Linked DNA regions of Homo sapiens: regions 1 and 2 are each linked to region 3. A link is a loop called in an ENCODE intact Hi-C map of the cell type or tissue named here. Cell type or tissue: Calu3. All regions are shown on one strand. Each heading gives the region's core, and the rest is flanking DNA. Links, peaks and the distances in the headings are about the cores only.

The links. Peaks named below come from ENCODE experiments on the same cell type or tissue, not always from the same donor. Only the 100,000 strongest peaks of a DNase experiment are listed, where the experiment ranks them.
Region 1: a loop joins it to region 3, with 8 times the contacts of the local background. A loop is called at or near these places in 2 of 110 quality-filtered maps.
Region 2: it touches region 3 in a loop (2.7-fold over the local background); 5 of 110 quality-filtered maps call a loop at or near these places.

Annotation. Positions count from the first base shown.
Region 1 is chr2:16,251,971-16,259,347 of GRCh38, reverse strand. No RefSeq gene overlaps it. Among named protein-coding and RNA genes, the nearest start is that of GACAT3, 210 kb to the right of the region's middle. In Calu3, for the core only: no CTCF peak of the experiment used is centred there; no DNase peak of the experiment used is centred there.
Region 2 is chr2:16,098,593-16,105,969 of GRCh38, reverse strand. No RefSeq gene overlaps it. Among named protein-coding and RNA genes, the nearest start is that of GACAT3, 52 kb to the right of the region's middle. RefSeq lists enhancers at 1-484, 1-956, 485-1,314, 2,146-2,976. In Calu3, for the core only: no CTCF peak of the experiment used is centred there; no DNase peak of the experiment used is centred there.
Region 3 is chr2:15,934,996-15,942,054 of GRCh38, reverse strand. MYCN (MYCN proto-oncogene, bHLH transcription factor) reads right to left here and starts at 1,505. Exons shown (of 3, transcript NM_005378.6): 1 at 1,312-1,505; 2 at 1-107. MYCNOS (MYCN opposite strand) reads left to right here and starts at 370. Exons shown (of 4, transcript NR_110230.2): 1 at 370-523; 2 at 958-1,081; 3 at 3,330-3,555; 4 at 4,879-5,790. MYCNUT (MYCN upstream transcript) reads right to left here. Exons shown (of 3, transcript NR_125783.1): 3 at 6,037-6,281. RefSeq lists enhancers at 1,377-1,907, 2,952-3,509. In Calu3, for the core only: a CTCF peak has its summit at 2,177; DNase peaks (open chromatin) are centred at 414, 1,634 and 2,194.

The sequences.
Region 1 (7,377 bases), core at 1,223-6,222, 320 kb before region 3:
GTTCTAGAGATGCTCATACTCTTTAACCAAACAGTTCCACTCTTGAGGATTGATCTTAAGGAAATAATTACGGATGTGTTAATGATTTAGCTAAAAGGATGTTTGCTGCAGTGCTGTTTGTAATAGCAAATATTTAGAAACACAACCTAACTATTCAGCATTCATTCAAGTAAGTCATTCAACAAATATTTACCAAGTACTTAGTAAACTGTGGTAGACCAAGTAAACCAAGTAAATCATGGCACTTCAATGTAATAAAATACTCTATAGCATTAAAATGAGATAGAATATTTAATGACAGAAGAAAAGGTGGCCATAATATATTGTTAGCAAAATAAGGTTAAAAAAGGATATAGAATATAATTGCATTTGGGGAGAAATATTAATCTATATTTTCATAACATTTTGGAAATAATAATAAGGATTTTTAAAGTAGTTATTGCTGGGTGATGGGATATGGTTGTTTAAATTTCCTGAATTTTACTTTCTCTGCATTACAACTTTTTCTCTTACCATGAATTGTTTTATGATTTTTTAAAGTCACTAATTTATTAAAAGCATGTACCTTGTGTTTTAAAGATCAAATAAGAAAAGTGTCTGGTACATAATGAGTGCCCCTGCAAACATTTAATTTGTCTATCTGTTTATGGATTATTCCAGTACCTTCAGTGACTAACCTGGGAACTAGCTCATTTGGGTCTGAGCTCAAGCTTCCAGTGAGGAATTAGATCTTTGTGAATGACATCCTTGAATACACAGTCTGTGGAGTCATTCAAGCAGTTCACAAATATGCCAGTTCTCTCATTTGTGAAGGACTGCCCGGCTTTGCTGCTCTTTTTGTTCCATTCTTTGTTTTATTGCTAGTGTACTTGTATCTCTGTAATAGCTTTACCTTTTCTCTGTTTCTTTCTTGAGTTCTGCCAGCTTGTTTTTAATCTCCTTGTGTTGACTTTAATCTAGTCTTTCAACTCTCAAGTTTCTTCTTTGAGCTTTAAAAAAAATAATAAAATGAATATTGTGTATAATGTTTTGGTAACTTTAGGGAGTTGTTTGAACTTTGTTTCCTTAGATCATAATGTGTTCTCCATGTGCGTTTTCTGGTACCCCTATCCTCTTTTCTCTTTGCAGTATTTATGCAAGGGTTGTATGTTGGGCTCTTTCTTCACGTCCTTTATCTTTAAATATGGCCAAATACTGACTAAGAGTTTGTGAGAGCGCAATGGAAGTGAACTAAATCAATATGCAGTTTTGCATTAGATTTGCTACCTCTCCATCTGTTCACGAAATCTATGACTTCCTTTACTTTTGGAGAGTCTCTGCCCACGACTTTGGTGCTTAGGAGGTTGGTTCAGCTCACCTAAATGCCTTTTAGGATAGTCCTTCTCAAGGTATAAAATGCATACTAGTCCCCTGGAGACCTTGCTAAGATGTGGGTTCTGATTCATCGGGTCTGAGGTGTGCTCTGAAGTTCTGCATTTCTAACAAGCTCCCAGGCAGGACTAATGCTGTGGGTCCTCAAAGCACACTTTGAATTAGCAAGGTGTTGACATAGGAATGCGTGCAACTTTAGCTCCTTGGCCTCCGGCATCTGCCTCATCTAGGAGACTGGTAAGAGAGAACGGATTTGCTGTGTCTCTATAGTGTCTTCTTCAGACTCACTTGCCCTGAAGTTTCTAGAGGGATATGTTCCTTGCTCTAGAGGTCTGCCCACTGTCTTAGGCCATGTGGCTGTCATCAGAGAACCACTGGATAAGACTCTTAAGGCCCTGATTGTTACTTCTAGAAAAATGTGTTCTATTCTCATGGTCTGAAAAGAAATGTGAGCATGTCAGATTTGTACCTCATTTTGGTGCAGATTTCACAGTATTTGGCTAGCACACTTCATAGCTTGTGGTTTGCGGTTATAGCTGGGTTTTTTTTTTTTTTTTTTTTTGGTCTTAGTGAAAATAAAGTTTTATTTGTTAATTTTTCTGTTTTTCATTCTCTCTTCTGGATTTCAAGGAAGGAAAGGGGAAAAAAAGAAGCTTCTGCATCTTTAAGTGGAAATCAGACTGCAACTTTTGGTGAATTTCCCCAGGTAATCAGTTTCATGGAGCCTTGCCAGAAGGCGGCTCTGGAGGAAAGAGTTGAACTAGGCAGGCCTCCCCCTCAGCTGGTCCTTCAGCTGTGCCTGCCAATCCTGTTCTCTGCTTCCTGGCCCCCTCTCCTATTCTTCTCAGCAACTTTCCAACTGTATTGCTTTCCCCAGGCCTCCTCCACCCTTTCTGCATCTTCTCGGAAGACCTTGACTTTTATTTCAAAGAGAAAATTTAGCCTCTCCAGCACCCACAAGGTCTCTCAATTTTCATTCCCTTCATGATAAACTTAAACACAGTTGATTCTCATGATTCACAAATTTTGTATTTGTAAATTCACCTACTCAGTAAGATTTATTTGTAACCCCTCCAAATAAATACTCACAGTGCTTTTGCAGTCATCCCTGGACACACACAAAGTGGTAAAAAGAATTTGAGTCTCCAACACTCATGTCCACCGCCCCTGCCAGGTGGAGTGACGTGGTACTCTGCCTTCTCACGTGGCTCAGGTTGATGCAAAAGTAATTGCAGTTTCAGACTGTGAGTTTTAAATCATTATAACTAGGCTCAAACACATCTTTATTAATCAAAATAGGAACCATGACAATCAGCACATTTTTGCCAATGAGAAATAAGTTTGTTTATTCCTGTAGCATAAAAATCTATGCTTCGGGATTCAACAAACACTTGGAAAGCATTTTCTGCATCCTGCTGGTTGTGGAAGTGTTTTCCCTGCAAAAAGTTGTCAAGATGCTTGAAGAAGGGGTAGTCAATTGGCTAGAGGTCGGGTAAATATGGCAGATGAGGCAAAACTTTGTACCCCAATTCATTCAACTTTCGAAGCATTGGTTGAGAGACGTGTGGTCAGGTGTTGTCATGGGGAAGAATTGGGCCCTTTTGGTTGACCAATGCTGGCTGTAGGCATTGCAGTTTTCAGTGTATCTCATCAATTTGCTTAGCATACTTCTCAGATGTAATGGTTTCACCAGGATTCAGAAAGCTATAGTGGATCAGACTGGCAGCAGACCACCAAACAGTGATGATGACTTTTTTTGGTGCAAATTTGCCTTTGGGAAGTGTTTCGGAGCTTCTTCTCTGTCCAGCCACTGAGCTCGTCGTCAACGATTGTTGTATAAAGTCCACTTTTTGTTGCATGTCACAATCTGATTGAGAAATGGTTCACTGTTGCATAGAATAAGAGAAGATGACACTTCAAAATGAGGATGTTTTTCATTTTTGCTCTGCATATGAGGCACCCACTTATCAAGCTTTTTCTCCATTTCAATTTGCTTCAAATGTCAAATGATCATAGAATAGTTGATGTTGAGTTCTTCGGCAACTTCTCACATAGTTGTGAGAGGATCAGCATTGATGATTGCTTTCAATTGGTTGTTGTCAACTTCCAATGGTCAGCCACTACACTCCTCATCTTCAAGGCTCTCATATCTTTTGCAAAACTTCTTGAACCATCACCACACTGTACATTCATTAGCAGTTCCTGGACCAAATGCATTATTGATGTTGCAAGTTGTCACCACTGTTTTACAACCCATTTTGAACTCAAATAAGAAAATGACTCAAATTTGCTCTTTGTCTAACACCATTTCCATAGTCTAAAATAAATACAAAATATACAGCAAGTAATAAGTCATTAGCAAAAAAAAAGAAAGAATTGCACATTAAAATGATGTATAACATAACCACATTTATTTAAGAATGTATTCCAATAACAAATGGCAAATTTCAGTAATGCAAAAACTGCAATTACATTTACACCCACCTAACACTATAAACACGTGTCGATTTTGTGGGTCATTTAGTATCATGTTTTTTACATTTTTTGTGCTCTTTTTTGGAGATTTCACTGTTTAGAATGGCCTCCAAATACAATGCTGAAGTGTCATCTACTATTTCTAAGCACAAGGGGGCTGCCATGTGCCTTATGGAGAAAATGCATGTGTTAGGTAAGTTCAGTCAGGCATGAGTCATAGTGCTGTTGGCCCTGAGTTTGATGTTAGCAAATCAACAATATATATTAAATACGGCATCTTTAAACAGCAGCACACATAAAATAAGATTACGTATTAATTGATTAACAAAAATGCTGTGACAGAGGCTCATGGGAACCTTATCCTGTGTTTCTCCTAGGAGCAATGATTGCAGTATTTACTAAGTCAGTGTTCTTCAAGGTGAATGTAGAACAAAACTGCTGCAAATAATGAGAATCAGTGATACAGCTTTGACCTTTCTCACTTTTTCTCATCTCAAGACTCAGAACCATCCTCTCCCCTGTGTCCTCAACCCCATCCCTTCCTCAAGCCTTCACTCCATCAGTTATCTCCATGTTCTATGTTTTTCACTTCCCTCTCCCCTGTTTCCATCAACTTACATGTCAACTGAAGAATGATGAGGTTCAGGAATTTGGAAAGGAGAGCTTTATTTCTCACAAACAATTGCAGCCTGTAGTGTGGCCATTCTGACAGGCTGGGAAATGTAGCCTCCGGCCAGAAACCAGAAACAATTCAAGGGTAGGAAGAATAAAAAAGGGATTTATGCTGAGTACAGTGGTCAAATATATATACATATTCAATAAGCTATGGGAGGAGTCATGAGTATTTATGAGAGGAGAAACACACTCATGCACAATTGAGCCTCATGCCTCTCCCTTGGGCCCATGTTCAAAAAATGGTGGCGCCAGCATGATCTGAGGATAGAGTTTTCAGCCCTCTGATGTCAAAAAGTGAAGCAGAGGACACAAAATCCTCTTTGCACATCCTCCATAGACTGGCCAGACCCACTTCATGGTCATGGTCGGTGGTCTCTTATCAGGAAGGGATGCTGGGTGTTGTGCTGAAAGGGAGGGGCAGCATCAGGAAGTCAATTGCTATCAGGGGTAGAGTCTTTCCAAAGATTTGATTTATTTTCCTCCCTTAGGGAAGAACACCTAATGGTGATTAGCCAGGGAGGGAGCATAATGAGGCAGGTTCAACCTCTTTTCCTGTCGTGGCCGGGAACTCAGTTTTTAAAATTTCTCTGGGGTCCCTTCCCTTGGTCAAGAAGGGGTCCATTCCGTCAGTTTGAGGGGGGTAGAATTTTATTCTTATTTCTCACACATATAGGCTGAAGTTCCTCCTATGCTAAAAAGCAGTCATTATTAACTTTTACTAACTGTACCCTGCCTTTGACACTGAGCTAAGTGCTTTACATGCTTGATTTCTTTGACTCCTCAGACCCACTCTATAAGAGGAAGATGCAATCCCTACTTTACAAAGACAATAAAGTGTGAAGATGTTAAGTAAATGGTCGTAGAGCTTGTAAGTATTGAAGGACACATCCTCCTTTAGTGACTATCCAGATTTCTCTTGTCCTTTTCAAGCAAACTCTATAAAAATAAAATATAATTCATGGCTCTATGTCATTGCCTGACATTCATTTGCCCTCACCACTCTCCTGGAACAGCTCTCACCCATTAGCCAAGACAATCCTTTCCAACAGGTCTCCTTATCTTCCCCAGTCTGGCCCTTGCATTTGATCCTACTGTCATAGCACCACCTTGAAACCATTTCTTTGGTTCCCAGGACACTAGCCTCTTCCTTCTCTCTGCCTATGCTAGAGGTTCCCCTTGTGTCACATTATGGCCAACACGTCCCAGTATGTCACCTTGTTCACAAGAGTTCCACCCCAGGCCCATTGCTCTTTTTGCCCTATAAAACTGTACCTGACACAGGCTTCTGCACCTCAGAGAAGGAAAGGTGGAGAGCCCCGGTCTCCACCTGCTGATGAGGAATTTGCAATCTAGCTGGGAAGGCAAGACCCCTGTGGCTGAAAGTGCACTGTTGTAGCCTGGATCAGGTTCAGCCCTGACTCTACCTGCTACAGATACCCAGGGGAGGGAGAGATCCCTGAAGACCAGAGCAGCGTGGGAAGGCTTCCTGGAAGGGGCATCATGGGCCTTGAAGGATTTGGCTTCACAGAGAATTTGGCTATGAAGATACAAGAAGAGACACACTCCATGAGGAACAGAGAAATTTCAACTCCTTCACTGACACATTCCCCTCCTATGCCACAGTGATGCCTCTCACATCTGAGCCATGGCAGTGTTGGTCACCTGCACCTAATTTGCATGTTGACCCCACAACCTCACTTTATCTTGTACTGCTGTGGCCTGGCACATGGGCCCTGCTCCAGGGGATGGTGAGCACCCTGGGGTGGAGGCAGGGAGCGGGGAATTGGTAGTGTTGGTGTGTGGTTGGCACAAGCCAGAAAGCCAAGAGGGCCTGGTTTTGCATTCCAGTGTGACCACTTAGCAATCTGTGACCAGGAGCCAATTACCTCTCTCAGCCTGTTTCCCCACTCATTTAAAAGTAGCTTTCATAGGGCTCTTGTGAGGACCACATAAGGTAAAGCAAGTCACACATGGTGGCTGATGTGCAAGTCCATGCTGGAGAAATGTCTGACATCATTATTCATCTCTGGACCCGCCCTACATGGACCTCATCTCAGGCCTAGCATATGGAAGTGAATGTGTCTTTTCTTTTGAAACTTGGATTCCCCAATCAGACTATGTATCACAAGGATGAGGCCACATATTTATCTCAGGATCCCCCACCATGTTAGTACAGGAATCTTCAGAGAGTAAAGGGCAGAGGATAATCAGAGAAATGAGAACTATTTGGGCAGATTGGCTTTGGGCGGTCTTTGTGACTAAATATACTTCTCAAAAGTGTTAAGTGCTTGAGAAATATCTGCCCAGAAGGAAGGGCTTGGAGGAATGCAAGTAGCCTCTGCCCAGCCCAGGGTGGAGCTTCGCAGAATGAAAGAAGGTGCCGGCGGTGGCCCGGGGGCCTCCAACCACAGCACCCTGTGGCTCCAGGAGGCCCATGTCCTCCGCAGTGAGCATAAGTAGGATGCCACCAGCGCTGAGGGCCCAGACAGGAGGCACGCCACGTTCTTTCCCAATCAATGGCTTTCAACCCAGTTTCATTCTAGGGATTTCTAAGAATGCAGGGGCCCTACCATCATTATTAGCCTGTAAGCAAAAGGGTAAAAGGGAAAAGAAGAAAGAAAAGAACTCCTCAAGAAAATGTTTCCCCTGGAGTATTTTAAAATCTGGTGGAAACACTTTTCTCCAGATGCGTTTTCCCGGCAGGGTGACCCTCCGTGGCGGCAGGCAGTGACGGAGAGGAGTCTTCCCATAGCTCAGCACACAAAGCTGGTGTTGTTGAAATGAGAGCCGTGTAATCAGCTAAAGAATTCCTGAGCAGAACCAAGGGCAGCAGATACCCAAACCTTGAACTTCTTT
Region 2 (7,377 bases), core at 1,223-6,222, 160 kb before region 3:
AAAAGAATAGGAGGCTTTTAAGACCTGAAGAATGGAATGTGGCAGGCCTGGGCCCAGACTCAGGGGAATGGGAAGGCCAACCCCTCCCAGGAGCGTTCTCTGCCAGTCTCAGGACTCGGAACCGGACTCGCACGCTCAGGGTGTGGGCCTCTGCCGGCTACTTTCCAAGAAGCAATGAGACCTGCTTGGAATTCTTAGTGGGATTATCTGGAAGTTGCTGGCAGAGGGGGTTGGGTGCTGGAGGAAGGAACAGGCAGAGAGATCACGTGTCTCAGGTGCTGCAAGGGAGGAGCCCCCGTTTCCGCTCCCTGTTCTGCATTTCTTTCTTCTCTCCCTCTGTCTTTAGCTCCTTCATTCTATCCCTCCTTGGAAGATGAATAGCCACTTTGTAAACTGAATTCCATTTTACTGGGATCTGTTTTGCAGGGAGACAGCATTGCATGGCGCTGACGTTGCCGCCAGGCTGTGCGGAGTCGAATTCTTCACCACATGCTGGCTGTGTGGGCTTAAACTCTTCGTGTCTCAGTTCCTTGACAGTAAAGGAGTGGAATTGAGGTGAGTATTAAATAAGTTAGTATGTGTGGACATACAGAACAGTGCCTTGCCCTGAGAGCTATCTAAGCATATTCCAGCACCTACAAAGGCTAGGCTGAAATCCCAGACGCAGAGGGACCATGGTAGTTCCTGGATTGAGATCTCTCTCACTGTGAATCGTTAGAGAATTCTAGATGGTGGTAAACGCCACTTGCCATCCAGCCTCCTTGTTATACGATAAGAAACTGATTCCCATCAACACACAGCACTGAGGATGTCCTACTTGTGACAAGCAGTGATTAGCAAATACTAAGTCCCTGGAGACAGGGAGGTGAGGGGCCCTGTCCTAGAGCTTTGAGCTTCCTGCAGCTCCTGGCTCAGGCTGGGCTGGGTAAGGGCTCTGTAAGCATTAAGGATCTTACCTCCTTTTGGCTTTGTTTGTTTATTTATCTGTTTGTTATTTAATGAATGAAGGAATCCCTCAGACAAAGATAAGAATCCCAGTGGCCCAATTAACCCTTTCCAGCAGCTCAGCCTAAAAGTTATGTCCCCTAAAGAGTTCCTTTTAGTAGTTCTGTCTGGTAATACATTCTGAGACCATGTGGCGTGGGGATTCCACAAACCACTCCTTGTGATGCCTCAAGAGCTGCAGACCCCGGAGAACTGGTGTGAGCTCTAGAAGCAAAGTGGGAATCCAGCCACGTGCTTCTCAGGTTTGTGAATCGGCCAAGTTACTTAACCTCTGTTTCTTCATCGTGAAGCATAACCATATCCAACATGTATCGAGCACTTAGTATTTGCCAATAACTGTATAATGGGTTTACACCTATTATCTCATTTAATTCTCACCATTTTAGAGGAGAAGTCAGGGGCACAAAGAACTTACTCACCCACTCAGCAAATAACTTGCCCAGAAGACAGATTTACTTATTGGTTAATAAGTAAATAGCAGAGCTTGGGCAATTATCCTCAGGGCCCTCCTGGTGGTTGTGAGAACTAAGTTTTATAACATTTGGGCTCACAGCAGGAGGTGGCAAATGTTGCTTCTCCTTTCCTTCTCTTCCAAAAACTCTGGACTTTGTCCAGAGGAAAAGTGACCTTGTGTTCTTCCTTCCACCCTCCTTTCCTTCCACTCTTTCTTTCCTTCTTTTTTCTTAGTCCCCTGTTTTTTTTTTATTCACCCAACATTTGTAGAAAACATTCTCAGAATTCTACACCAGCTTCCTTCCTAACAACTAACCTACAAAACTGAACCAGGCAGGGCTGTCCCTGCCCCCAGGCAGCTAGCAGTCTAGCCTTTTGTTGTGCAAGGTTAGCTAATTCCAGGGGAACAAAACAAAAAGAGGGCCAATATCTCCAATTTCTGTTTTGTTTTATTGTCAATCGGAGAAGAGAGAAAATTCACTTGTTGAGCCCCTCCCACTGGTGAGGTGTTCTACGTTCATCCCATTCCATCATCATAGCCAACCTTTGAGAGCTGGTATTATGTTTATTCTTTATGTTAAAAAAAAAAAACAAGAAAGAAAAACTTGAGACCTGGGCTTCTCCGGAGCTAGTCCGCGGATACACAGTGAACAAGAAACCGTGATGGACTTTCGCTCACTCCTCTGCAGGCCACTCTAAGCCTCGGCTTCTCAATGTCCTTCTTTCTGGGCTAAATTTGCAAATGGAGACTCAAAGATGTCTAGACATTTTTCTCTTTTTTAACAATTTTTTTTTGGATGGCTGGGTGCTGTGCCTCACGTCTGTAATCCTAGCGTTCAAGAGGCCAAAACGGGAGGATTGCTTGAGTTTAGGAGTTCGAGACAAGCCTGAGCAATAAAGCGAGATCCCTTCTCTTAAAAAAAAAAAAAAAAAAAAAAAGTGGAAAACAAAGTTTGAAAAGTTTTTTTATTTGCAAAGTCTAATTAGCCGCTGATATTTCCCCTGGTAAACATCCTTCTTATAAATTCCCATACTCAGCCCCTCAGTGGAGCTAGGAGCTGGGTGTGGTGGGGATCCCTGGCCTGCACCCCCTTCTGCCCAGGGCATGCTTGGCATTTGCCAGGCCCGGCTGCAGCCTCAGAGCTCGCCCTAGATTTACGGCAGCGCACACAGCTGCTTCCAGCCAAGGTGAGGCCTTCCTCTTTAATGGTACCGTTTACAAGTCAATAAAGCCCGGATGGAGCGCTGTTTCCGCCGCTGGTCCCACCACTCCGGGCTCCGTTGTCTCACCGTGCAGTCTGGGTGCCAGGGGGCCGGCTCTGGGGACTCTTTTCTCCCGTGATGGCTCTGCTCCCACCTCGGCCCCAGAGCAGCCCAGCCATAAAGGCTTCCCACCCCCATGAGGGCAGAGTTCAAAGCCCGGCTCCCCGGGATCCTCAACTGCCAGCCCCTCCTTGCTTTATGGCTCCTGCAGCCACTGGAGTCTTATCTCCTGTGCTGAGATAAAGGCTCTCAGAAAGCCCCAGCCCCTCAAGATGCCTCGGCCCCTGGGCTCAGGCTCCCCACTGTTCTCTGGGATCTGATCAATGAGCTGGAGGAAAGTAGCCTTTTCAACCCACTGAGACAATGCCCCTCTGCGTGTGGGGGTTTCCCTAAATAAGACCTGCAGGGGCTCTGCCTAGGGGGAAGCTGGGACACCTCGGACCTCCCAGCCAAGAACCCCCAAGCCCAGGCGATAACGAGGTGAGAGATGGAAGCTTAATGGGCCCAGGCGTGTGGGAACGGGGGGCGCAATCCGAGGGACACAGCCCAGCAATGGCAGAGCAAAGTCAGGGCTCGTTCACCTGACCACTAGTTCAGGGAGCAGGGCAGAGCGCCTACTGTGCGCCCAGGGCTGCGCTCCATGCTGTGTGCTCAGCATGGGACAGAGGAAGCAGAACAGGAATCTGCTGGGCAAAGAAGAGGCCAGGGATATTTACAAAAGCCAGACAGTGAGAAAGAGACGGGTTAGGGTCCATCCCCAGAGTGGCTGCAGTGGGGGTGCACCATGGGTCCTTACAGAGCACAGGGCAGCTGGTTGCTCAATCCCTTCCTCCTAGTACATGCCTACACCAGAGACTGGTGGTCCCTGGAAGCCCTGTGGTGAGGGCCTGGTCACCAATCCATCACCGCAAAGTTCAGGCTGAGGCAGCCTGTGTTGGGTGAACCCCAACCCAGGAACTGGGATGACCAGTAGAAGTACCGTGAGCCCAGGGAGACAGGAGTCTAAGAAGGGATGCTTCTCATTCGTACACACACACGCCGGCCTACAAACATCTGCCAACCTGCAGGTGTTTGTAAGTAAGCCCCAACACTTACTTTGTAAGTAAGAAGGCATCCTAAGAGCCTCACTTCTTATGAGAAAAAAACTCAGGCCCAAAGAAGTTCAATTGACAACAGCTAATATAAGGCCACCACTAGTCTACTTGGTCCCTCCATGTGAATTAGAAAAAAGGCGCCCCTGTGGGGTGGGTGCAGCCCCAGGAGGCATGGCTTGTGAACAGACAGCACTTTTGTATAAAGGAACAGGAGCCCTTTCCTTGAGTGCACCCAGGCACTCAAATTGTCAGGGAAAGTGAAGGGTGGACTTCTGCCTCCTGGTTGGGCATCGCTGTGCACCTGTGACTACGCTGAGCTCATAAGAGAAAGTGCCCCCTCCACATAACAGCAGGTGAGGCAGAGAGACCTGCGGGGCTTCTGAGTTGGGCACAAGTACAATTCAGTCCCAGCTCTGTGACACCACTGACCAGCATTGCAGCTGTGGGCAACCCACCATTCCTGCATCTGTAGACTAAGGTGGAAAATACCTACTTCATGGGGCTTGGCAAAGATTGAAGAGTAGATGGTTGTTCTTATTATTCCAATGCCACAAGAGCAGAAGCTGAAGGATCCCCAGAGCCTTGGATGTTTTCCTTCCTTCCTCACTTAGAGAAATGCCTTAGTTATTTGTTTCCTGCCAGAGTATAATTACAGTGCAAGGACCTCATTCTCCAGTCCTGTTTTAGTGAAGAAGGAAGGAAGTCCAGGCCTTTTTACCTCAAACTCCCTGCTCAGAGATGCCATCTGGGAGTTTGACTAATCTGCTGTTGCAGCCAACAACTCCTCTGGGTTCCAGATCTAGGTGCTGTGCAGGCCACTCAGGACTGCCCTTGTCGCCATCAGTCAGCCACTGTTCTCAGCCCTGACCTGCAGGACACCCATCTTCTCCCATGGCCCTGCGAGTTCATGGCTGGAGGAGGAAGGGAGGTCTATCCACACACTCTGAGAAGCACATCGGGGCATTTTGGCTGACGGCCATTCCCACCATGAGTGTATCTGCAAAAATAGCCATTTTGTGTCTCTCTTTGGAGAGCCAGTGCAGAGCCCTGCACCAGAAAAACACTTGCAAAAGCCTCGGAATGACTGTGAACCCATCCTAACAGGGGGCCCTGAACTTGTCCACCTGCTTTAGAGCCCAGCTTGGTGGCTCACCGTATCCAAGGAGGACCGCCGGCTTTGCTCCAGAGAAGTGCCAGGAGAGTTGTTTTCATCAAGTTGAAGGAAGGACACATAACTCTAAGACCAGCCCTGATCTATGACCTGCAGCAAGTTCCTCTGCACTCTGCAGCAAACTCATCTGCAAAATAAAGGAATAAGAATATGTGACCTCCAAGGGCCCTTTCAGACCTGTGGTACTGGGAGTTACAAAGGATCCTTGCCTAATCTGCGGTGTGAATTGAAAGAGAATATTATTTGTGAAGACTCAGCTGCTAGGGAAGAAACTTCCTTTTCAGTGAGATGACCACTGGAGTCCTTCAGCTTTTACAGAAAGAGCCATAAAGTTATTTTGCAAACAAAGTTGACCTTTAATGAAGCATCTTCTGCAGGTTCAAAGAAGAGAGCCCTGGTCCGTGCACCATGAGGTTGGATTCATGTGTAAGGTGTGAACAGAGCAGGAAGATCCTGACGAATGTTGTATTTCAGCTAAGATTTAGGAGATTGCCTCCCACACTCACAAGGGCCCATGTGCTGTCTGCCAGGCCTGTGCTGAAGACAGAGACACAGACACTCCTGCCCTCTAAAAGGGCCTACTCTAGGGGGAGTCATAATGAGGACTCTCCACACACCTGTTTACCAGGGACCTTTGAGAATATCACAGGCCCATGAGGTAGACTGAGCAAGAATGGTCACCTGTATCTTACCAAATAGTTAGCTAAGGCTCAGAGATGCACTCATTTGTCTAAGGCCACACTGCCAGGGAGTGGAAAGTTTGTGAATTCCAATCTTCTGTGTCATAGGCCAACTCTTCTGCAGCCTCTCTCTCCACTGCACCTTGGTGTCTACATGTAACAGAGGACTTAAGACTGAGAGGTTGGCCAAGTATGGTGGCTCATACCTGTAATCCCAGCACTCTGGGAGGCCAGGAGTTCTGGCAAGAATCACTTGAGTCCAGGAGTTCAAGTCCAGCCTGGTTAACATAGCGAGAACCCATCCCTATTTAAAGGAAAAAAGAAAAAAGACTGAGAGGTTATCATCTCTCAGGGTCTCCTACACAGAGTAGGTGCTCAGTGAATACCTGTTGAGTAAAGCCACCAGGTTCTTGGCTCCACTACTCTAGACAAAGACTTGATTTGCATCTTTCCAAGCCTTTAATTTGCTTCTCTCTGGCTCTTTCATCTTGAGTTTTTGTTGTAGGGATGTTTGTTACAGGATTGTGGCTTTTGCAAATGGAAAATTCTAAAAGGTATCAGTCCTGCAATTTTCTTAATCCTGCTGGTATTCCAAGCACAAACTACACAGCATAGTGCTCATTTCCTCTAAAAATGTCACACACTTCTGTCCATCCACAATGGCAGGAAGAGAAAGCAGAGCCTTAGAATTAGGCAGATCCGAGATCTTGTCCCTGTATCACTGGGGTCAAGTATTGGCCTTTCTGAGCCTCAGTGGTCTATTCTGTAGAATGGGGTGAATCTTCACTTTGAAAAGATATCAGAGGGACAAATGAAATTCCTAAAATCCCCAGTACACCATGGGTTGGGTTGGGTTTTTGGCAATGTGAGCTCCCTTATCTTTCCCACTCCCTAAGGAAGACTTGGGCAAGTCCCATCTATGGCCTATTTTCTTCTCGGGAAGAGTTTTTCCACCATCAAGTTCTCTGTCTCATTGGTGTTTCAAAGCCATGAGCCTCCAGAATTATTTGGTAATCATCCCTGCCCAATATGTTCCATGTACAGAGCAGCAGCAGAGCAGTGTACGTGACACACTTGAAAAGATAATTGGTAATGGGGAGTGATTTCTTTATGTGGCTTCCACTTTGCCACTTTGGAGACACAACTATAGAGACTTTGGGGCTCTTCATATCAAGGAAATACCAGCATCATTACAATCAGAGTCATCTTATCTGTTAGGCCCTAGAGCTACAGGACCGGGCTATCAGCTCTTTAGAGTCCTGCAAAATTATTTGAGATCTGAAAACAAAAAATAATTGGCCCTGGGCTGGGCGCGGTGGCTCACGCTTGTAATCCTAGCACTTTGGGAGGCCTAGGCAGGCGGATCACTTGAGGTCAGGAGTTTGAGACCAGCCTGGCCAACATGGTGAAACCCCGTCTCTACTAAAAATATAAAAATTAGCTGGACGTGGTGGCGGGTGCCTGTAGTCCCAGCTACTCAGGAGGCTGAAGCAGGATAATTATTTGAGCCTGGGAGGTGGAGGTTGTAGTGAGCCGAGATGGCACCACTGCACTCCAGCCTGGGTGACAAAGAAAGACTCTACCAAAAAAAAAAAAAAAAAAAAGATTGGCCCTGCAACACAAAATGAAAACTGCAAGGTCAAAGCAGATGGATGGTAAGTCAAATGTCTGAGAAATGTAAAGTTCTTTCATATGCCACTTCCTGAATTGA
Region 3 (7,059 bases), core at 1-5,000:
CCCGGCCGGCGACTGAGGGCTTCTTTCCGCCCCGTTCGTTTTAATACCGGGGGTGCTTCCTTCCCGTGGGGGGCGCGGAAGGCGGGGGCCGGCGCCGACCTCCAACACTGCAACCGACAGACACACCGGAGAGGGTGGGCAAACGGGGCAGACCGAGGGGATAGGCAATGGGCGCCCCCTCTAACCAGGTTCCCCAATCTTCCCTCCAAGCCCCCCACTCTGCCCACTGCTCCCGAAGGTGGAGGAAGTTGTGCCTCTCGCTCCCTCCCTCCCGCCCTCCTTTTGTGTACAAGCTGTCTACGACAGGGGGTGGGAGGGGGCATGCAGATGCAGGGGGTGGTGGCGAGGCTCCGCAACTTTGGAAACTGCCATTTCATTCACACAAGGCACTGCCTGGGGGAGGGGGCTGTTCCTGGCTGCAGAATTCTAGCTCTCACGAGCACGCAGACAACCGCACTCGCAGCGGTGTGGGGCCGGCTGCTCAGGGGAAGCCCCAGGCTCTCCGACCCAGCTACCGGGAATGGTATTTGGAGTACCTTCTACCCCCTTTGTAAAAATGCAACCTCAGGAGTGCAAATGATAGCAGGGGATTTAGAAAACTTTGCAAATAAAAAAAAGCCTTTCTCTAGACAGAGACCAACAACAGACACCCATATCCACAAATCCTTCCCCTCCCCAAATTTGAGCAAACGCCCCTCGGCATTCACCCGCTGCAGGGATACTCCTGCCAATAGCTTAATTGGAAGCTCTCTAAGCCCACCCCTGCTCTTCCAAACCCACGACAACGTCCTCTTCCAGGGAGGGAGAGGCTGAGCCCCTGTTCCCGGGAATGGCAGGGGCGCCCGCGCGAGGAGGGTCGCCGGGAGAGCCGCCTCTCCTCCAAGCTGGAGCAGCCGTGACCCAGATTGCGACCGCGGCGGCCTCGCCCTGCCTAATCCCCCCCTCTTCTTCCTCCAGGGGCACCCTTTGGAGAAGAACCCCAGCCTGGGGTGGGGACGCACCGGCTCTCCGACAGCTCAAACACAGACAGATCTTCTAGAGCCGAGGGAATTTCTTTTCGCAGAAGCCATTACTCCCCCCGGTAAGGGCTGCAAAAGGATTAGGGCGGGTCTCCTCTAGCCAGGATGCCTTCGGGGCTGGAACTGGCTTTTCTGGGAAAACCCAGAGATGGTTTTGTTTCGGAAGCAGAAACAGTCCCCCGGGCATATTAGGGCGCCCGGTGCGCACGTCGCAATCCCGTCCAGGGCTTGCCTTGCCCCGGCGCTCGTCGCTTCCCTGGGCGCCGGGCGGTTTGCAAGCCCTGCTCCTTACCTCCCGCCGACTGCAGGGGATCCGGAGGCGATTCTGCGCGGGTGTCTCCGGGTGGGCCGGGGGGGCGGGGGTGTCCTCGGATGGCTACAGTCTGTGCGCGCTTGCGCCTGGCTAGCGCTTGCTCGGCTCCAACACAGTTCCCAGGAGCCCCCCGCATCCACCCAGCGCGTCCAGACAGATGACTGTCACAGCCTGCGCTTTGAAGCTCGGGGGATATTATTAACTGAAAAATCTGACACACCCGGGGGGCGGGGAGAGAAGGGGGCTGTGGCGCAGACAAGGGGGAGGGAGAAAGGAGAGGAAAGCGGCTTTACCCCGCCCTCCTGATTTCCATAAAAATCAGGGGAGGCGCCAAGGCTTTCGCGCCAAAAGCCACTTGCTTTTCTTTGCAGAGAGAAGGCTGCAAAGCTGGGAAGCCCAGGGTGTGCTCCTCCCGCCCTTTTGGACCCCCGGGCTTGCACCGGCTGCACTCTGAGAACCAGCTGCGCGCGGAGCGGTGCAATGCAGCACCCACCCTGCGAGCCTGGCAATTGCTTGTCATTAAAAGAAAAAAAAATTACGGAGGGCTCCGGGGGTGTGTGTTGGGGAGGGGAGACCGATGCTTCTAACCCAGCCCCCGCTTTGACTGCGTGTTGTGCAGCTGAGCGCGAGGCCAACGTTGAGCAAGGCCTTGCAGGGAGGTTGCTCCTGTGTAATTACGAAAGAAGGCTAGTCCGAAGGTGCAAAATAGCAGGGAGAGGACGCGCCCCCTTAGGAACAAGACCTCTGGATGTTTCCAGTTTCAAATTGAAAGAAGAGGGGCGCCCCCCTTGTTTGAAAATAAATAAATAAATAAGTGCGAGCTACGAGGGTGGCGCCGCGGTGGTTTCTTCGGCCGAAGGCGACACCTCGCGGAGACTGAGCAGAAAGCGGAGCTGCCCGGCCTTGGCGCGGACCTGGAGTGCGGCCACTCCGCAGGTCTCCCGCCGCCCCCGCGGGACTGTCCACGCGTCCTCACCACTGCGGAGGAGGAGGCGGCCTGGCTCTGCTTCCTAGGGGGAATGGGCGTACGTTCCCTGCAGCCGTCCCCAGGGCTCCCAAGTTAACCTTTTCAAAGCCACCATTCTCCCCAGTTATGGGCAGGCGAATCTGATTTACCGAGATGGAAGTGCTGTCCACACCTCCTGAGACCCAGCCTCGGCTCAAACAGCTTGATTCCAAACTGTTGAAGGGAAAAAGGAAAGCTGCTGTCACTACTTCGTTTCTTTGTGCCTCAGTTTCCTCAATTGTGAAATGGAGTTCGTAGTGCCTCCTACCTGAGAGTTATGAAAGCTCTTATAAGTCCCCAGCCCATAATAGTTGTGTCAGCTATTATTATGATGATGACCACGACATGCTATTCTTCTGGGGAAAATAACACCCCTCTGTCCAGCAGCAGCATTGGCCCCTTCCCTTCCCGCCACCATCAAATCCTGGCTTTACTTCACTCTGGTCTAGCTTTTCTTACAGGTGTATTTGTTTGCAGGGGGTCAGACATTATTGCCCCTGCCCTCCAAACTCTCCAAAAACAACCCTGATCTCCTGGACAGCCCCCTTCACAACCAAATACACAGTGAGGTGGGATTTTGCCTTGAAAAACATTCCTTAGGCTTGTTTGGAGAGAGGGGAACCTGGCCCTGGGATTGGGGTGGGAAGGCTTCCCCGCCTCTCCCTACTTTTTTCTCCAAACTGGAAATGCCATTCTCCATCGCCCCCACCTCTTCACCTCACCATTGGATCTAGTTAAGGAGGAGGATGCTGAGGGTCAGGGGGCAACCCATAAAATGCTCACAGATTAGCATTTGTGAAGGCCTTTCCAGCCCTGACCCTGGACGCCTACAGAGCTCTAGGGAGAAAGATTCCCAGAGTTCTAGGAAGAGGCCCATGAATGCGGATGAGCAGCCCTTCCAAGCACCTTTATTATTGTTATTTCCCTCACAAATGTAAAAGCCTTCATCTTTGCAAAAGCCTTTTACAGCCCCACTTCTGCTTTTCCCTAGCCCCCTAATCGCCACCAAGCCCTCCTGCTGAATTCTCGCCTAGCATCCTGTCCTTTCCTGTCCAGCACTCACCTCCATTTGTAATGATCCATGCCTGGGAGTATTTGTTTAGTGCTCACTTCCGTGACACTGTGGAAGACAGGCTCAGTCTCCCTCACTAACCTGTGACCTGGGTCAGTTTTGCTCCAGAGGGAATCCTTACGGCACAGCAGTGTACCTGTATATAGTAAGTACTCATGGTATTATTCAAGACCAAGATCACTGAATGAGTCCTTCTAAGGTGGCCAGATCTTCTGTGGCAAGACTGTGAAAATAGGCCAGGATGGGTTCAGTTGCTCCGATTCAAAGTCCTACCTTTGTCCTTTCTCCTCAGATGAATGACCATCACTAGGTCATTCACCCTTTGTCGAGGGACAAGGTGTAGCAGAAAAGGGGGACAGAGGGACAGGAGACCTGGTTACTCTACATGCCTTTGAGCAAATCATTTATACTTCCTGGACCTCAATCTCTAATCTCCTGCTTTTAATGCAAGCCAGTAATTACTGACAAGTCTGAATCTGAAGGTTAACAGAATGATAAAATTCAACAAATATTTATTGGTTACCTTCATTTGTAAGTAGAAAGATAAAAGACTTTGTACATGGAGAAAACATGCTAATGCTGATTCTTAGTCTGCTTATAGAGAAGCCTGAAAATCCCTCTTAAAAATGTTGAAATACTTCAACTATGTGAACACACACAAAACAAATCTTCATATGGTTTCAAAGCCAAGGTTTTGTTCAGTACTGCCATGGTTTGAATGTGTCCTCCAAAAAAAAACACGTTGGAAGTTTAACCCCCAGTGCAACAGTGTTGGAGGGGAGGTCCCCAAATGCCAGTGGGACCTAGACCCCAGCCAGTGTCCAGGCTCTTGACACCATCAAGAGAATGAATTCAAAGACCAGTTGGAAAATAGTGAAAGTACGATTTATTGCAAAGGGAAAAGTACACACTCAAGAAAAGGGAATATGGGTGTACTCGAGAGACTCACACGAAAGGGGGTTTGGGGTTGCTACCTTTACGGGTTTCTTTAACCAAGAGGCAGAATATTCATGATCATTCCTAGAAAAAGAAGGAGATTTCTCAGAACTGTGACACCACCTATTTTTAAACCAAATATGGGTGTTCTCGGAAGTGTCATGATGCTAGTGGGGTGTGTGATTTAGTATGTTAATGAGCGTATAATGAGGTCCTAGGAGAAACCTAGGTCAAATCCAGTGCCATGCTGGGTTCAGTGGGTCTTAGCCAGCTTGGTCTACACTCTGTTTTTCACGGTCTTAGCCCATGGCCTCTGCAGCCATTTCAACAGTTTCCTTTTGCTAGTCATGTGAAATTGCTGCCCAAAATCTTCTATTATTCTGCAGCCACCTTATATTATTCCTGTCTCAGGACCTAATGTGAGGTGTTTAGGTCATGAGGGCTCCACTCTTGTGAATGGATTAATGCTAATTATAAAAGGGCTTGAGGCTAGGAGTTTGATCTCTTGCCCTCTCTTCCTTTTTCCTGCCAGGGGATGGTACGCCATGAAGGCCCTCAGCAATTGCTGGCACCTTGATATTGGACTTCTCAGCCTCCAGAAACATGAGAAATACATTTCTTTTCTTTATAAATTACCCAGTCTGTGCTATTAGGTTATAGCAACACAAAATGAACTGAGACAAGTACCCATCTATTACTGTGTCTGAGCCCCTGGGTGGGTTTGGAACAGAGGTAAGTTAAGGTACAGCCGCAAGGAGCTCACTGTGGACCAGGGAAGGAGACCCACATCTGAAATGGATGCCTCAATCTAATCACCAACTGCTAGGATAGAGTTATACACAGCATTTGGTTTATAATTAAGGTGATTTTTGAGAGAGGAGAATATTTTAGTTTACAAATCTCCTCTTTACTAAGACACACACACACAAAGAAACAACACACACATACACATGTTGAGAAGGGCCCAAATCATGACTGGCTAGGAGAGCAACAGCCTCTAGATGGTTTTTCCAGATTGTGAATTAAAGATCTGCTGGGTTGGCCAGGCATGGTGGCTCACGCCTGTAATCCTGGCACTTCAAGAGTCTGAGGAGGGCAGATGGCTTGAGCCCAGGATTTTGAGACCGGCCTGGGCAACATGGTGAAACCCTGTCTCTACAAAAAATATAAAAATTAGCTGGGCGTGGTGGGTGCGTGCCTGTGGTCCCAGCTACTTGGGAGGCTGAGGCAGGAAGATCACCTGAGCCCAGGGAGATCAAGGCTGCAGTGTGCCATCATCACACCACTGCACTCCAGCCTGGATGACAGAGTGAGACCTTGTCTCAAAAGAAAAAAAAAAAGATCTACTGAGTCTGTCTTCAGGGACAAGAGCACAGTTTCTCCTAGGATCTTCACACCTCCCTCAAAATGTGTACATTTTTACTGATTAAATAATTTAAAAATCCTTGGGATCGATTGACTTCATTTGGAAAACAGTAAAGCTAGCTCTCTGCCTAACCCAAATGCAAAAAAAAAAAAAAAAAGGGCAGGGGAGGGGTGGGGGTGCTGGATGTAAGAATTTTACTATGATAAAAAGTTGACAACAGTAATAGAAAATACTTGCCATATATATGAGTCAAAGATTAGATCCCAGGTATACAAAGAGCTCCCACAAATTGAATAGAAAAAAACGGGCAGACAGAAATATGACTCTAGGATACGAGCAGGTAATTTACTGAATAAGAAATGCAAATTGTCAATAAACATATGAAAAGATGCTCAACTTCACCGGTAGTCAGGGGAATGCAAATTAAATCTCAGTGAGATTAACATTTTTGGGTCTAGCAGATTGGCCCAAAGTACTGGCCAGCCTGGGGAGTGGGAGCAGGGGCCTCACATACACTGTTGGTGTGCCTGCCCCAAGAGGAAAAGCAATTCCACTCTTCATGATCCATCCTACGAGAAATAATAAGACAAACACATAAAAGCATATAAACAAGAATGTGTGTGGCTGCATCATTCTCAATAACAAAAATACTATAAGCAATCTAAATATCCATAACTAAAACAAATTAAACAGGAGAATGGTATGTAATACATCCATGCAGTGGAATTACATACACCCACTAAAAATAATGTGTTAGGTCTATAGTTACAGACGGGAAATGTTCCTGAACATGAAGGAAAATAAGCAAGGTATAGGTCAATCTGTCTGGCATTTTGGATATATATGTACTTAGATATATCTGCATCAACCCCCCAGTAACAAATTGAGAAGAATGTGCACCAAGTTGCTAACAGGGGTTTACTTTGAAGAAGACAATCAGTCAGGTGGAGGGAGAAACTTTCTTCTTGATATAACTTTTATTTATTTATTTTATTTTTTTTGAGACAGTTTCGCTCTGTCATCCAGGCTGGAGTGCAGTGGCGTGATCCCGGCTCACTGCAACCTCTGCCTCCCGGGTTCAAGTGATTCTTGTGCCTCAGCCTCCCCAGTAGCTGAGATTATAGGCACCCGCCACTATGCCTAATTAATTTTTTTTTTTTTTTTTGAGATGGGGTCTCGCCTTATTGCCCGGGCTGGAGTGCAATGGCACAGTCTCGGCTCACTGCAGCCTCCACCTCCCTGGTTCAAGTGATTCTCCTGCCTCAGCCTCCCTGGTAGCTGGAATTACAGGCACATGCCACCACACCAGGCTAACTTTTGTATTTTTAGTAGAGACAGGGTTTCACC